Linked DNA regions of Homo sapiens: region 1 is linked to region 2. Evidence: chromatin loops called from intact Hi-C (ENCODE). Cell type or tissue: heart left ventricle. All regions are shown on one strand.

Region 1 (5,000 bases), 340 kb before region 2:
TAAAGCCAGATCTTCCTCAAAGAAGGTGGTGCACATCTGGTCTAAGGATGAATTTGCATTAGTCAGTACAATAATGAGTCTTTCAGAACATCTGCTTGGTAGGCCCCAGTGTGATTTGTTATGGAAACCTAGACAGATAGAACAATGAATTTCACCAACTAACTCCACATTTTTCACATGCTGAATGTTGAAAACACATTGCTTCTATATTTGAAACATATCTGAGTAATGTTCACTACCAAAAGTATCACAAAACCACAAAAACTAAAGAAAAATTAACAGAAAAAAGTAAATGTTAAAAAAATGAAAACAAAACAAAAAGGACAGAGAAGCCAAAATTCCCTCACCTTATTACCCACTGTCCTTAGGAAGTGAGAACAAGACATTTAGGAGCATTAGACAGAAGAGATGTTGCATTAATAAGAAAAAAGAAGAAAGAATTTAATTTATAGCATGATGATCAAATCAAAGACATGTTTTTTAAAGAAAACTAGAAATGTAAATTTCATGTTTATTAGTAAATGTCTGTGAAGATACCTACTTTTAAATGTGTGTGAGCATATACACACATAATATCTGCTGTGGAAATGTGATTAATTTATTAACCTCACTAAGCCTCAGCTTCCTCAAAATATGGGCATAGTCTTGATCTCCATGGTTTCTTTTAGTCCTATGGTTCTAGGTTGGTGCCAAAGTAACTGTGGGTTTTGCCATTAAAAGTAATGACAAGACCCACAATTACGTTGGCACCAACCTAATATGACTGAATTACTTTATGAAATATTTCACACATTGGGACATCTCAATGTTGCTGAGCCAAATCGCTGTAATTTTTATTTCTACCAATTTTCTTTTTAAACAATGGGTGTTTGAAGAGAAAATGACAATTTTCTTGAGCTAGGAATGTACACTAAAAGTAGAAGAGATTTTGGGTTCTTGGAATATCCCAAGAATATAAATCATCGGTTTCATGACATAATCTAAGACTGCAAATTAACTTTCTTTGTTTTGTTAAACACGTGAGGATAAACCGTTGAATGTTCTGTACAATTATTATACAGGTAGGCTTTATTTTAAGAATAGACATGTGCTCCCCTTCAAAAAAAGTATATAAAACACAGTTTATGAACTGATTAAAATACAGTGATCAACCATAATGTATAAACATCTTATTAAGATACTTTTTTAAAGCAAAGTACAGCTACCCACTGATAAATCATGATAAATCTGCATAGCTGATTTGTGTTATTTTTGGCTAGACTTAATGTCACTCTCTAAGACTCTTAAGAATTCAAAGACAAACTCAGTAAGTCATTAAAACATAGCTTCTCACCGTCTCAATGGTAAGATTGTGCATTATTTCCCACCCACACGTACTGTGACATCACTCATGAATTCATAGGCTCTCCATCCGATAGACTGCTCTAATTTTAAGAAAATGCTGGCTTTAAGTATAAATCTGTTTGCCTGATTGTTTCCGTGCATCCGGCAGTCTGAGCATGAAACTTCTCTCTGGTACACTTCCTTCACAGGTTAGAGAGTGACAGCCCAGAACCCAATATATTTGCACAATTAAATCCATTCTACGCATGGCCAGATGGGCTGAATCTCCTCTACTATACTATCTACTCTTAATTTTTCTTGTTGTCTTTGAAATTTTTAGGTGTTTTATAAAATCACATTCATGAAGCGAAGTCACGAACTGAGGTTTGAAAGAAGCTGAAAGAGTAGCAGAGCCCACATGTCCTATTAGTCTCCAAACACAAAGATTGCCTACTGAATCTTCCAGATCCCTCTCTCATGCTCTGCCTTACTGGTTCAGGCCCAACTGCAGAAGTGGTCTCCAGTTTACCCAGTTTCTAGACTGGTACTGGAGTGGTTTCCTCAAAAAACAAGAACAAAAAAACAAACAAAAAAACTCACCCCTGCTATGCTGTTCCCCTCCCACCCCTGTGCTCCTCTGCCTCCTCATCCTCCTCAGCTCTTCCCTCTGGAGCACTGAACTCCTGTCCCATGGCTTCCTCTGCCCCGACTGACCGGCAGTCCGTCCCTCTCCTGAATCCTCTTTACACAGACTTGTGTGTAAGCCTCCATCACACTGCACGGTATTTGTTTTTCAGTCTATCTATCCCACTGGACTGTAAACTCCTAAAGAATATGGGCCATGGCCTATTTACCTTGGGGTCACCAGGGCAAAGAAGACAGAAAGCATGTTTACAGGAAGAGTCAATGAATGATTTTCGACATTACAGACACGCTGGAGAGACAGACAGTCGTGTCTTTCTTCCTTCCATGGCACAGTGGTATGGTTCTGGGAGGGATTTTAAAAATCAGTTAGGAAACCTGGAAACTCTTTTTCTGAGCTGATCGACTTCACGTAAGCAATACGGGTCACTGCCCTCATCGCCTCCTCAGATCAGAGACAGCCTGACACAGTGAGGACCGGGAAGTCCTGTCCCTCTATGCACCCTACCTGGCTCTTTTAAATGGGCCTGCTGTGAAGTCAGAAGGAGAGTGAATGACATACCATTGGCTTCTCTGCCTTGACGGTTTTCACCTGGAGGCATTCTTCCCGCTTTGAGGTAGTGTTGCTGAGGTCCTGCTGCTCACCAAGGGCTCCCTGAGTCGGTCGGCCAGGCGACCTGGACTGTGAATGGCTGCCGGAATCTCTCGGGGGTGGCGGCCGAGGATGGATGTCCCCTCGCTGCTTCTTGGTGACATGAGCCTCTGGGCCATGCACTGTCTTCACATGTTTCCGGAGGGAGCTTGGGTCTGTGTAACGCTTAGTGCAGCCTGGGATTTTGCACACATATGGTTTCTGCCAAATCCCACAAGAACGAGGTAAGAGATTGTTATGAAAGAGACTATGCCCCAGCCCAAAAGTCCTTTATGGTTGCTCATTACATTTTTAATCCTTTCAAAACACTTTCACAAGGCTTTGAGGTGTTCAGATACCTCTAGGAACTAATAGTTTAATAAGGCCATTAGAACACTGTTCCGTGTCCATAGAATTTAGCTTTAATAGATTATGGCTTGAGAGAGAGGCTCAGGGAGAACTAAGAATGTGTAAATTGCCTTGATGTTCTTGGAAGCATTTACACTGTGAGTGAGAAGTATCACGGTGCCATAATAGGCACTCAATAGATATTTGATGATGATGATGATGATGATGACGATGACTATGAAGATGGCTTAAAAGACACCCATCATCTAATCAGGAGAAGACTGCACACCTTTCAGAAGAGATTGTGTGACAAAGTTTTTTATGGATGTCCTGGTTGTGAGATCTAATATCACTCTGATCCTTTTGAAAATGTGCTATTTATGCACAGGCATAATTTAAAAATTGCCGATGGCATCTCCCATGTTAGATGACACTAAAATGTGCTCCTTTGGGTAGCATTACAAGTGTGGGGATGTTCAGGGCTCAAAATAGCCAGAACCTTTCTGCTCTTTGAAGTTGGAAAGCCCTGTTACAGACTGTCCATGAATCCTCATCATAAACTGCAGAGGGCTGACGGATGTTCTGGGGACCAGGATTTCTGGTCTGTTTTCTTCTCCTCAGTGAATTTATAACTAAGGTCTATAAATTATTTCATGCTAATTTCATTTTCTATGTGGGTCAGTGATCAAGCCTAAGGATACAGTCATAAAAAATTATGCGGATGCTTATATAAGCGGATTATTTTCTGAAATCACAGAACTGCTGACCTTTGGCTCATGACCAACATCGGATTTGTGAGTTTGTTCACTTGGCTTAAAATATAATATACGCAAGAATGCTTTCATGAATATATATTTATATCTATGTATAGCAGAGGATGAGCTTTTACGTAAGCAAGCGTCATGAAAAGCAGGATTACTATAATGTACCTATTATATTTAAAAGGATGCCGTGTCTTGTAGAATGTATGTCTAAAAGATGCTTTTTCACTAAAAGCCCAAGAACAGACTGAGTGCTACCTAAAATGCTGAAATGTCCTAATGCAGTGAAGCAAAGATCCTGAAACTGAGAGGTTTCACCTCCAAACCTGAGACTCCTTTGGGCAGAATTGATTCCCATTAACTATGAATTACATCTATTCAGGAGCTTGTGTGATTTGCAGCATATATATATATAATAAGATGAGCACATCAAATTCTATGCATTAGGGACAAAAGACTGGCTCTGATAATTAGTGCCATTACCTTACAGTGTTCTGACACAGGCCCTATGCTTGCTCACAGCATTCCTGTGACAGGTTGTTCCATCAACAGGCAGACTGGGATATATGGGGCAGAGGTATGGAGACCAGAAGGAGAGAGGGAGCACAAAGCCTGCATGTTTGGAGAGCTACTCTTCCTGTAAATATATGGATGTACATTATGGGTTAGCTTAGAACCAAGGACGCAGCCAATATGTAATGAGATACAAATGTGTCGGCTCCTGCACTTCCAGAAACAACAGCCCATACAGGTGCACCTGTGCCCGTGTGCCCTTGTGTGTGAACATACACATTATCTACCCACAAAAATTCACAAATTCACAAGAATACAGGTTCAGGAAATGTATACCTCACAACAACATAACATAAACAAAATATATTAACCCTTCACACAACTTTTGCCCACAAATTTTGTTGTGATCAGTGACTGAAATAAAATATAATTAGAGACTAAGAAAAATGTTCTCAGACTTACTGAAGTGCAAGATTCTGCAAGCACAAAGTTGCATACAACAAAATTTAATCATAAGGAATACAAAATCTGATAGGAAAAATAAGAAGATGCAATGATCTGTAATATAAAGTGTGAAAGCTATGTAAGGATATAGACAGAGGAGGGATCATTTTTCAGCTAGGATAATCATGGGAGGCATCAGTTATTAAGATTCTATATCTGGGCTTAATGCCCAGCTCACGGGATTATCAGTAAGTGCTAAATTAGATCATGTACATGAAGTGCTTACCAGGATGCATGGAACATAGTAAGCACTCAATATACAGAGCTTTTATTAGGAG
Region 2 (5,000 bases):
CACACAAATGATAAGAAAGCAAAATAACTTTATTGCTGATAGGGAGAAAGTCTGCATGGTCTGGATAAAAGATCAAGCCAGCCATAACATTTCCTGAACCCAAAGCCCAATTCAGAGCAAGGCTCTAATTCTCTTCATTTCTATAAAGGCTGAGAGAGGTGAGGAAACTGCAGAAGAAAAGTTGGAAGCTAGCAGAGGCTGGTTCATGTGGTTTAAGGAAAGAAACCATCTCCGTAAGATGAAAGTGCAAGGTGAAGCAGCAAGTCCTGATTCGGTAAGTTACAGTAAGTTTCCCAGAAGAGCTAGCTAAGATCATTCATGAAGATGGTGACAGTAAACAACAGTTTTTCAAGGCAGACAAAATAGTCTTATATTGGAAGAAGATGCTGTCTAGGACTTTTAATGTCTGGCTCAAAAGCTTCAAAGGACAGGCTAATTCTCTTGTTAAGGTTAGTGCAGCTGGTGACTTTAAGTTGAAGCCAATGCTCATTTACCATTCTGAAAAATCAGAATGGTAGGACCCTCAAGGCTAATACAAGAAAATAGAATTATGCCAAATCTACTCTGCCTGTGCTCTATAATTGAAACAACAGAGTCTGTATGACAGCACGTCGGTTTACAGTATGGTTTACTGAATATTTTAAGCCCACTGTTGAGAGACAGGTTCTCACTCTGTCACACAGACTACAGTACAGTGGTGCTATCTTGGCTGACTGCAACCTCTGCCTCCTGAGCTTAAGCAGTCCTTGCACCTGCACACCACCATGTCCAGCTAATTTTTATATTTTTTGTAGAGACAGGGTTTCACCACATTGCCCAGGTTGATCTTGAGCTCCCGGACTCAAGTGATTCGTCTCCTTTGGCCTCCAAAAGTGCTGGGATTACAGGCATGAGCCACTGCACCCAGTGTGTTCAGGCTTTTCACCCATTTTTAAATAAAATTTTAAAGAACTGTTGCTGTCATTTTTGCTATTGAGTTGTTTGAGTTCCTAATGTATTCTAGATATTAATCAGGCGCATAGTTTGCAAATACTTTCTCCCATTCTGTATATTGCCTCTTCAGTCTACTGATTGTTTCCTTTGTTATGAATAAGTTTCATAGTGTGATGTAATCTCATTTGTCTATTTTTACTTGTTTCACCTATGCTTTTGAGGTCTTATTAAAAAACTCTTTGCCCAGTCCAATTTCATAAAACATTTCCTTCTAGTAGTTTCATAGTTTCAGGTCTTACATTTAAGTATTTAATTCATTTTGAGATGATTTTTGTAAATGGTGAGAGATAGAGGTCTATTTTCATTCTTCTTCGTATGGATATCCAGTTTTCTCCCAATAACACTTATTGAAGAAACTACCCTTTCTTCATTGCATGTTCTTGGTGACTTTGTTGAAAATTGGTTGGCTGTAAATGAACGGATTTATTTCAGGGTTCTCTATTTTCTTTCATTGATCTATGTGTCTATTTTTATGCCAGTACCATGCTGTTTTGGTTACTATAGCTTTGTACTATCTTTTGAAGTCAGGTAGTGTGATGCTTTGAGCTTCGTTCTGTTTGCTCAAGATAGCTTTGCCTGTCTAGGGTCTTTTGTATTTGCATATGAATTTTAAGATTATTTTTCCTATTTCTGTGAAGAATGCCATTGGTATTTTGATGGGAATGCAAACACAACATACCAAAACCTATGGATACATCAAAGCAATGCTACAAGGAAAGTTTACAGCAACAAACACCTACATCATGAAAGTTGAAAGATCTTAAATAAACAACCTAACATTACACCTCAAGGAACCAGAAAAGTAAGAACAATCAAGAAATGAGAGAAAAGAAGGAAATAAATAACAAAGGTTAGAGCATAAACAAACAAATAGGTTCTAAAATATGAAAAAATCAATGAAACAAAGAGCTGGGTTACTGAAAAGATAAACAAAATTGACATAACCTTAGCTAGCCTTCAAAAAAATAGAAACTCAACTAAATAAAATTAGAGAGAAAAAGGACACATTGCAGCTGATATCACAGAAATACAAAGGATCACAAGAGATTACCATGAACAACTAACTATACACCAACGAATTGTAAAACCTGGAAGAAATGGGTAAAATCCTGGACACATACAGCATGCTATGTTTAAATCATGAAGAAATAGAAAACCTGAACAGACCAGTGATGAATAACAAGATCAAAGCAATAATATAAAGTTTCCCATCAAAGAAAGCTCAGGACTTGACAGATTCACTGCTGAATTCTACCAAATATTTAAAGAATACCAATTCTACTCAAACTATTTCAAAAAACTGAGAAGGAAGGAATACTTCCAAATTCACTCTATGAGGCCAGCATTTCCCTGACACTCAAACCAACAAGGAAATTACAAAAAAGAAAACTACAAGCTAATATGCCTGATGAACATAAATGCAAAAATCCTCAATAAAATACTAGCAAACTAAATTCAACAGCACATTAAAAGGACCATTCACCATGATCAAGATGCATTTCAGCTCATCTTGGTTTTCAAATTTATTTACAGAGTAGTGCAAAGTAGTGCCTATAATTTTGAAAATGTCATTTATTTTAATGGTTATTGGTCCTTTGTCATTTCTTTTTTTTTTTTTTTTTTTGAGACGGAGTCTTGCTCTGTTGCCTAGGCTGGAGTGCAGTGGTGCGATCTCGGCTCACTGCAACCTCTGCCTCCTGGGTTCAAGAGATTCTTCTGCCTCAGCCTCCTGAGTAGCTGGGACTATAGGTGCACAACACCACGACCAGCTAATTTTTGTATTTTTAGTAGGGATGGGGTTTCACCATATTGGTCAGGCTGGTCTCAAACGCCTAACCTTGTCATCTGCCCACCTCAGCCTCCCAAAGTGTTGGGATTACAAGTGTGAGCCACCGTGCCCAGCGCATTTCTTATTTTTCCTTAAATATGTGTCCCAGTAGTTTGTCTATATTGATGATTTTTTTCCTCAATGAAAGAGCATTTTCATTTATTCATTAGTTGTATTATTTCTCTATTTTCTACCATATTCGTTCTGCTTTTATTTTATTTCTGTTCTTTTTGGTTTACATTTTTCTTTAGTTCAGCAGAGGTTATGATTTAATATTTACACCTTTATTCTTTAATTTTTATTTTTGTAAGGCTGTTGTTTAAGGCTATCAGTTTTCCTTATTTATTTGTATTCTATATATCCAATATTTAGTGTTATTATCATATGCTAGACATTCTGCAATTTCAATCTTTTTCACTTTTCACATGAGTTGTTTAGTAGAGAGGTTTTTAAAAACATTTTTAATGGCTTTAGAATTTTGCTATTAATTTTTCCTTAGAACTTGCCTATAATGTATTGAAATTTTCTTTGTGCTCTAATAAGATATAGTATGTCTCTGTGATTGGTCCATTTATGCTTTAGAAAAAGTTAACAAAACTTCATAAATATGAAACTTTCAATACATACCCCCAATGTACTACCTTAATGATTATTGTTTAGGATTTTTATAACATTACTTATTGTTTTATTCAGTTCAGGCTGTATCTTAGTCCATTCCTGCTGATATAACAAAATTGCATAAACTCAGCAATTTATACATAGTAGAAATTCATTTCTTCCAGTTCTGAAGCCTGGGAAGTCCAAGATGAAGGTATTGGCAACTTTGGTGTCTGGTGTCATATTTGTCATATTAGTTATCTTATTACTATTGCTATTATATTATATAATGTCCTCAGTACTTAGTTTTATTTACTTAGACTTCTACTATTCAGTTTTGTCTATTTTAAATGATATTATTTGACTCCCACAAATTATCTATGAAATAGTTTTATCTTTTCTAATTTATTCTTTTTATCTTCTGTGTCTTTCCATTTATTTTAGCTGTTCCTACTTTGTCATAACATATAATATTTTATACTATTTTTTCTTCTTTGTCTCCATCTTTCTTTTAGCCTTAGACTTAAACATATTCGATTATTATCACTCCTTTGCTAAAGCTTATCTGGCTATCTCTTGATTATATAAAGCTTGTCCTCTAGTAGCTTCCTTAAGAATAGCTTGTGAGTACAATATATCCTGAGATTGTGCACATATAAAATAGCCTTGGTATTTCATGGACAGCTTGGTCAGATATAAAGTTCTTCATTCACATTTTCTTTACTCCTTTCTTGAAAATATTGCACGACGGATGTCTTTCTTTGTATGTTTCTGTTGCAGTATCTTTCAATAACCTACAGATCTTTCCTTTGTAAGTCACTTGGTCTTTTGTCTATTGGTACAGAATCACTTTTCTCTTTTAAGTCTAATAATTTTATTATGGAATATCTTGGCAAGTAAAATTTTTAGGAACATGGATGGCTCCTTCAAGTATAGATTGGTATTCTTTTCTTTACATAAATTTTATTTATTGTGGTTTTAAGTATTTATTCAGTTCCATTGCTTTCATTTTCTTTTTCTTTAGGATTCCCATTATATCTGTTGGATCTTCTTTGCCTGTCTTTTATATCCAATTCTTTCAGTCTGATTCTATTTCTTTCTTTCTTTCCTTCTTTTTTGCCTTTTCTTTTTTTCTTCTTGAGACAGGGTCTCACTCTGCTACCCAGGCTGAAGTGCAGTGGTATGATCACAACTTACTGGAGCTTCAGTCTCCCCAATTTCAGGTGATCCTCTCACCTCAGCCACCTGAGTAGCTGGGATTACAGGTGAGTGTCAACACAACTGGCTATGTTTTGTTTTTTCGTAGAGACCGGGTTTTACCTGACAGGTGTGAGCCACCATGTCTGGCTTGATTCTATGTATTTCTGACATGATTATGTTATTTTTTACTCAGTTGTTTTCATTCTTCTTCTCAATTCCTCTTATTATAGCTTCATTGGATCTATTCTCCCTTTGACATCTTCCAGTTTTTTCATTTTCAGAAAATTTTGTCTTTTCTTAGTTTCTTCTGAGTTCTGTCAACTCTTGTTTCTTATGGTTATGTTTTTATGTCTTTTTTGCTTTATGTTTTTAAAATGTTCTA

What was found. A loop is a pair of places that touch in the nucleus more often than their neighbours do. Peaks named below come from ENCODE experiments on the same cell type or tissue, not always from the same donor. Only the 100,000 strongest peaks of a DNase experiment are listed, where the experiment ranks them.
Region 1: it touches region 2 in a loop (10-fold over the local background); 12 of 110 quality-filtered maps call a loop at or near these places.

The regions. Positions count from the first base shown.
Region 1 is chr7:41,969,810-41,974,809 of GRCh38, forward strand. It overlaps GLI3 (GLI family zinc finger 3), which reads right to left. Exons shown (of 15, transcript NM_000168.6): 13 at 2,528-2,818. Among named protein-coding and RNA genes, the nearest start is that of GLI3, 260 kb to the right of the region's middle. In heart left ventricle, no CTCF peak of the experiment used is centred here; a DNase peak (open chromatin) is centred at 2,657.
Region 2 is chr7:42,306,906-42,311,905 of GRCh38, forward strand. No RefSeq gene overlaps it. Among named protein-coding and RNA genes, the nearest start is that of GLI3, 72 kb to the left of the region's middle. In heart left ventricle, no CTCF peak of the experiment used is centred here; no DNase peak of the experiment used is centred here.